Linked DNA regions of Homo sapiens: region 1 is linked to region 2. A link is an interaction called in ENCODE POLR2A ChIA-PET data of the cell type or tissue named here. Cell type or tissue: PC-3. All regions are shown on one strand. Each heading gives the region's core, and the rest is flanking DNA. Links, peaks and the distances in the headings are about the cores only. Region 1 holds the start of LOC124903354 (a long non-coding RNA gene). Region 2 overlaps NRXN3 (neurexin 3).

Region 1 (2,924 bases), core at 221-2,720, 140 kb before region 2:
TGTTTGAGTATTCAAATTTTAAAAGAATTATTTAATGTTTACACTGGGGTTGGAATGGGTAGAGAAGTGTTGGATAAAGAACCTTCCAACGGGCATCTTGGAATGCTTAACCCTTCACGTTAGAGTACATTTTAGCATTTGTCTTTATGCCTTGAGGTTAATCTGCCTGGTTTAATTTTTTCCTCTGCCTATATATTTTATATTCAAAGAAGACTGACTGCAAACACCATGTCTGGTTCATTTTTCCTTTTTTTCACAGATCCAAGAGACTGACTCAGGCTATGAATCAGCTACGTAAGTTCCATGAAAGGGCTATGTCTTCTAAGAAAAAGGATCACGCTGACCTCCACTTTCAACAAGTTGCCTCTAAGCATGAAGTGACCCTAAGAGATAGGAAGATAAGGAGGTAATGGGTCTGGTTGAGACCAAGCATCCAAACTAAGAAATAAAGTTTGCGTATGGTAACAACAATAATAATATTACAAATGGGACATAAGACATATCTATAAAGGGAACTAAGGTTTCACTAATAACACTGCATCTAATATTTCTGTGAATCCCAAGTGATTACTCGCATACTAAAAAGCAACCACCTAACCCTCTTTGTCTGTTTTGTAGTATAAGAAGGGATAAAGAGAGAAATTTGTCCCTGGCATTACATTTTCTTATGCAAACTAATTTAAATCACACATCTCAATGTTGAAAGCTTGTCTGACAAGCATTTCCAAAGCACAAAACAAATCTCATAACAGGTTAACTTGCACTGGGCTGATGTTGGCAAAGGACTTTTAGTACTTCTGAGAAGGCTGAAAAATAATTTTTCTGCTAGGAAAAAAAATGTACCCAAATATAATGGTGTATTAAGGGATTAGTGCTAGATTAAAGTATTCTTTCTTCTCACAACCAGGGACAATCTTTTGATCTAATCTAAGAGGTAATCTAATTTTAATGCAAGTGGAAGAACTGAAAAGCTGCACAGAGTATAAAAAGAAGGACTAAGGTAGTAGAGAAAGAGGATCTTCCCTTTGCCAGGTAGGGGATCCATCTGATAAGCTGGTATATGCCTTAGACTTACTGCTGTATGTGTCCTAATAGTTACGACTCCATAAGTCACTAAGTAAAGATACACATTTAAAACTTGGGGATTGACACAGCGGGAGCATGGCTATCTTGGACAAGCACCACCATTCTAAAGTTCCCCTTGATCAAAAACTGCCTAAATCCAAAGGGCATCAGCTTAATGGCTAACGTCAGCATGACCATAAACCACAAATAACATCCCAGTCCAGAAACATTCCAACCATAAGATAAACCCCTCCCCGACCAGAGACAGGTCAGCCCCAGGATAACTTCCCTTCCAAACAGAGACATTCCAACCCCACCATAAATTTCTCCCCCACACAGAAACATTCCAAGCCTGTGATAAAGCTCTCTCGCCCTAAAACCAATAAATACTCTTAGTCTGTAAGAGAGAGTGCTCCTGTCCAAAAATTGGCCAGAAGCCCCTCTCAGGTTTATTCTGCAAAATTAACCTGTCTTTGACTGTTGAGCCGCTTTTCGTGTTTCTTTCCTGTTTCTTTAACTCTTACAGGGATCTCTTGGTTCAGAACACATTTGAGGGCCTGTTATATACTAGGCATTATCATATTTCTTGATTCTTTTAAATTTCATTGATTTTAATATCTAAAACTTCCCTATTAGGTACCTTTTTCAGATGAAGCAAACTAAAATTTAGAAAAGTTAAGCAATTTCCCCAAGGTCATGTTAGTATATATCTGGGAGAATAACAATTTGAATTCACATCTTTCCGACTAAGCCAGGCTGAACCCTTAATGACCTTTCTCAACTATCAGCTCACCTCTCCCCATAATGCATATTTTACAGCTCAAAAAGGAGAGGAAGGAAAAACCTTTAAACCCATTGCTAGAAAGGGTGTATTACGTACAAGGCAGAATGGCAAGCACAGGAGAAATCATTAAAGAATGTCATAAAAGACCAAAAAAAAAAAAAACCCATCCCAAGATTTGTCCTCTTATATATTGGGAAAGAGACCCGTTCCCCCACGGCATGAACCATCAGGAAAACCGGCTGTCTTTAGATTTTCATAAATAAATCCTCAGCCTTGGATTGACATTTTCTTTATGAAGCCATAGAGAAATAATTGCTACATATTTCAGAATGTACTAGCTCAGCACTGTCCAAGAGAAACATAATGTGAACCACATATGCAATTACGAATTTCCAAGGATTCACATTTAAAAACTGTACAAAGAAATGTTAAATTAATTGTAATAATGTATTTTGTGTAGCCCAATATAATCAAAATATTATTTCAACATCTAATGTATATAAAAATTGTTGGAGATAATTTATATCGTGATATGAAGTTTTTACAATCTAGTATATTTTTATACTTAACAGCACACTGAAACTCAATGCTAAATTTTCAGTGCTTTAGGTGAAATATAGTTTTATTAGAACAAAAATTGTGTTTGATGAAAACTATTTTACACTGCTTGAGTTTTTAAATTTAAATGGAAATTATACTGAAATAAGAATTAAAATTATCTGCTTATTCATACTAGCCATATTTTAATTATGTAATAGCTAGTGACTACTATATTGAACAGCAGAGTTCTAGACAAAAAGAAAATATAAGATTTTCTCATGCTACATCTAAGACATTCATAGTAAGCAACTATGAAAATGAAAGCTAACTCCAGTGTACTCAAGGCAGAGAAAATGGAAGACATTTACCATAAATCTTTCATATGCCCTTTTATCTTTTGATGATTGTCCACAATATGAACAGGACAGGGCAAGTGCTGCAGGTAGGTTGTCTGTTCTTCCAATACCATTCTCATAGAACTGACTGGCTAGAGAAAGGGTGACACTGGCTAATGTGTCCCGACTCATGGAAGACC
Region 2 (2,924 bases), core at 230-2,729:
ATAACCATGCTAGTTTCTTATATAGCAAAACAAAATAAGTTCTAGGAAATTGCACAGTATTCAGGCTTAAGAAAATAAATATTAAGTTTTATTGTCAAACAAAATGGAAATCCAGAATGCTTCTCTACTACGAGCTCCTGGAAGCCAGGGCTGTTTAATTTATTTATCTCTCAACACTGTGAATGCACAGGAAATAAATGCTGTTGAACTAATCAATGAAACCTGGCTTACCTATGCTTACATATCTTCACGTTGCCATTCAGGCATGGAGTAGAATGGGAATAAAGGAATAAGAATATACAATGTTCATTAATTCATCTTGCCTTTTTGTCATTTCATCTCAACGTGGAAATATTTTATAAATGCTCATCAGTTAGAGCTCACAGCATCTCTCATGATGAAATAGAACACAACTTTCAATTTATAAAAGAAACCTAACCACAAAGACATTTGAATGATTTTTCTTTGGTGAATTTTTGGCAGTCTCAGATAAGAAAATCACACCCATTTTTAGTCAAATTGTTTTATGTTACTCCTCCATTTCTAAATCACATTGCAAATTGTTTTTGTAAAAATAAATAGATAAGTGCATCTCAGATTTAACCTAACAGGGATGTACAACAGAAAAGCAACGTGACATCTTTAAGGATAGCCACGTTATTCTATTTTACAGAGCATTAACTAAAAGCAAAGACCATATATACATTTGTTCATAAGCAAAATATAAATGAATAAAGGAAAAACAAAAGTAATCATTTTATAATTACTCAGCAGCCTTTTCTGTAGCATTTTATTTTTCAGAAGTGCATTCCTTCTGATGACATGAGACATGATTAGAGGAAAGGAGAAGTTTGGAACATACACATTTGTCTTCTTTTCCTCCTTTTATTTCACAGCCTTGAAATACCTTTTTTAATAAGAACAATGAAGGGGTAGCTAAGTATTGAATATTCTCTGGAAAAACAATACACATAAAAAGCAGTTGCTTATTTCCAGTGCTTTGATTTAAATGCCTGATTTATATGATCCTCATACTTACAAGAGGCCAGGGGCTGTAAACGGATGACTTTGGTGTATTTGTGGCTTTAATTCATACAACACGATTTTTCTGGAAAAGCTGGCTAATATTTTTGAAGGGTGATGATTTGATTCTATGAGACACATACCTCTTAATCATAGAACCCAGGTCAGAATTGGATGAAAAGAACAAATCCCAACTATTAAAGTCCATGCTTCTGTTCTAAAACAATCATTTATCTTCACTGAGCCTCAGTTTCTCCATGATTAAGAAGGCGACAACACTTCTACCTCATCATCTGAAAGAGTTGTAACAGGATCAAAATAACTAACAGGCACTCTATATAGAGTTCTAGAAATAGTTTAGTATTGCCATTTTATGGTGAGCACCTTGAAGTGAAGAATCTGCCTCAAGTTTATTTGTTTGTTTTTTGACTATAGGAGACTTTCATTATTCTATCGGCGCAGCACATCCTCTGTCTCTATCTTGAAACATTAAGCCTCTTCACAAAGAAATTATTATTTTCCTCCATATTTATCATGTGATTTGAACTGAAATTGTCATGTCCGTAAAAGATTCTGCTCTTATATACAGCAGATGGACTAAGGTGTAATCAATTAACCCAAGCTAGGCTAGAGAACTTCAATGAACTTTTTTTTTTTTTTTTTAAACCTGGAACCAGAGAAACACTCCATCAGTGCCTCTCTGATGATAAAACTGTGACATAAGAGACACACAGCTGCCGTGGCCACATTTCTGCTTATGGGGAGAAAGTCATGAGAAAATCAATCCTGACTGAAAGAGTAAAGACAAGCTGTTGAATTTAGATCTGGCCACAGAGAGAAAAATCTTATCATTTTTAAAATACCTAGTTTTTATAATCTATATTGTGAAGTTGTGCCTTTGTCCCTCTCCTCTCCTATCCTCTCCTCTCCTCTGCTTCTCTTCCTCTCCTCTCCTCTCCTCTCCTCTCTTCTCCTTTCTTTTCTTTTGACAGAGTCTCGCTCTGTCACCCAGGCTGGAGTGTAGTGGGGTGATCAGGGCTCACAGCAACCTCTGCCTCCAGGTTCAAGAGATTCTCCTGTCTCAGCCTCCAGAGTAGCTGGGATTACAGGCACCCGCCACTATGCTCGGATAATTTTTGTATTTTTAGTAGAGACAGGGTTTCACTATGTTGTCCAGGCTGGTCTCAAACTCCTGGGTTCAAGTGATCCGCCCGTCTTGGCCTCCCAAAATGCTGGGATTATAAGCATGAGCCACTGTGCCTGGCCAGGTCTTTCTTATACACAACTTTTAATAGCTAACTCATGTAGTCTAAGCTAGTTCAAATTTGGGTTCTTTCACAACTAGAAGAGTTTGGATATGAAAGAATTCCTGGTACCTATCACAGTGCCTGGAACACATAGGGGCACAGTAAGTGCTTAAATAAATTGGCAAAGAATGACCATGATGATTGGGTGATAAGCAACTCAGGAATTTTACCAAAGAAGCATATTCAGTAATTCGTATATATTTCAAATTGGAACATTTGTTAAACTGATAATATTCTTGTTGACAAAGAAATCCTTAATGATTTCTATAATTAAGTTATTGAACAAACAGTACTCTTTATACATACAATCTTAAAATATACAGTAAAAAAGACCAAAACCTAATAATTAGAGTATTAATGAAGAGACAGCTTTATATATCAAGTCATATAAACTTCAGATAAAGCTTTACTCAGAAACTCAGAAGAAAATGTCTCAAATAATAATAAGGAAAATAAACATAAATAAACTGAACTTTCACCTTAATGCACTATTACAAAAATAAGATAAATAAGATGGTTTTTGATGATTAAAAATAAAAGCTGAAATTTACCCGATAATATTTGAAATAATATAAAAGTTAAAAATATCCCAAA

What was found. Peaks named below come from ENCODE experiments on the same cell type or tissue, not always from the same donor. Only the 100,000 strongest peaks of a DNase experiment are listed, where the experiment ranks them.
Region 1: POLR2A ChIA-PET joins it to region 2 with 28 read pairs; 2 of 35 experiments call an interaction of 5 or more read pairs at or near these places.

What each region holds. Positions count from the first base shown.
Region 1 is chr14:79,595,135-79,598,058 of GRCh38, reverse strand. The region is part of intron 16 of NRXN3 (neurexin 3); the gene reads right to left. NRXN3-AS3 (NRXN3 antisense RNA 3) reads left to right here. Exons shown (of 4, transcript XR_001751001.3): 4 at 260-338. It overlaps LOC124903354 (a long non-coding RNA gene), which reads left to right and starts at 329. Exons shown (of 3, transcript XR_007064283.1): 1 at 329-406; 2 at 908-1,032. In PC-3, for the core only: no CTCF peak of the experiment used is centred there; a DNase peak (open chromatin) is centred at 1,238.
Region 2 is chr14:79,455,810-79,458,733 of GRCh38, reverse strand. The region is part of intron 15 of NRXN3 (neurexin 3); the gene reads right to left. Among named protein-coding and RNA genes, the nearest start is that of NRXN3-AS3, 180 kb to the left of the region's middle. In PC-3, for the core only: no CTCF peak of the experiment used is centred there; no DNase peak of the experiment used is centred there.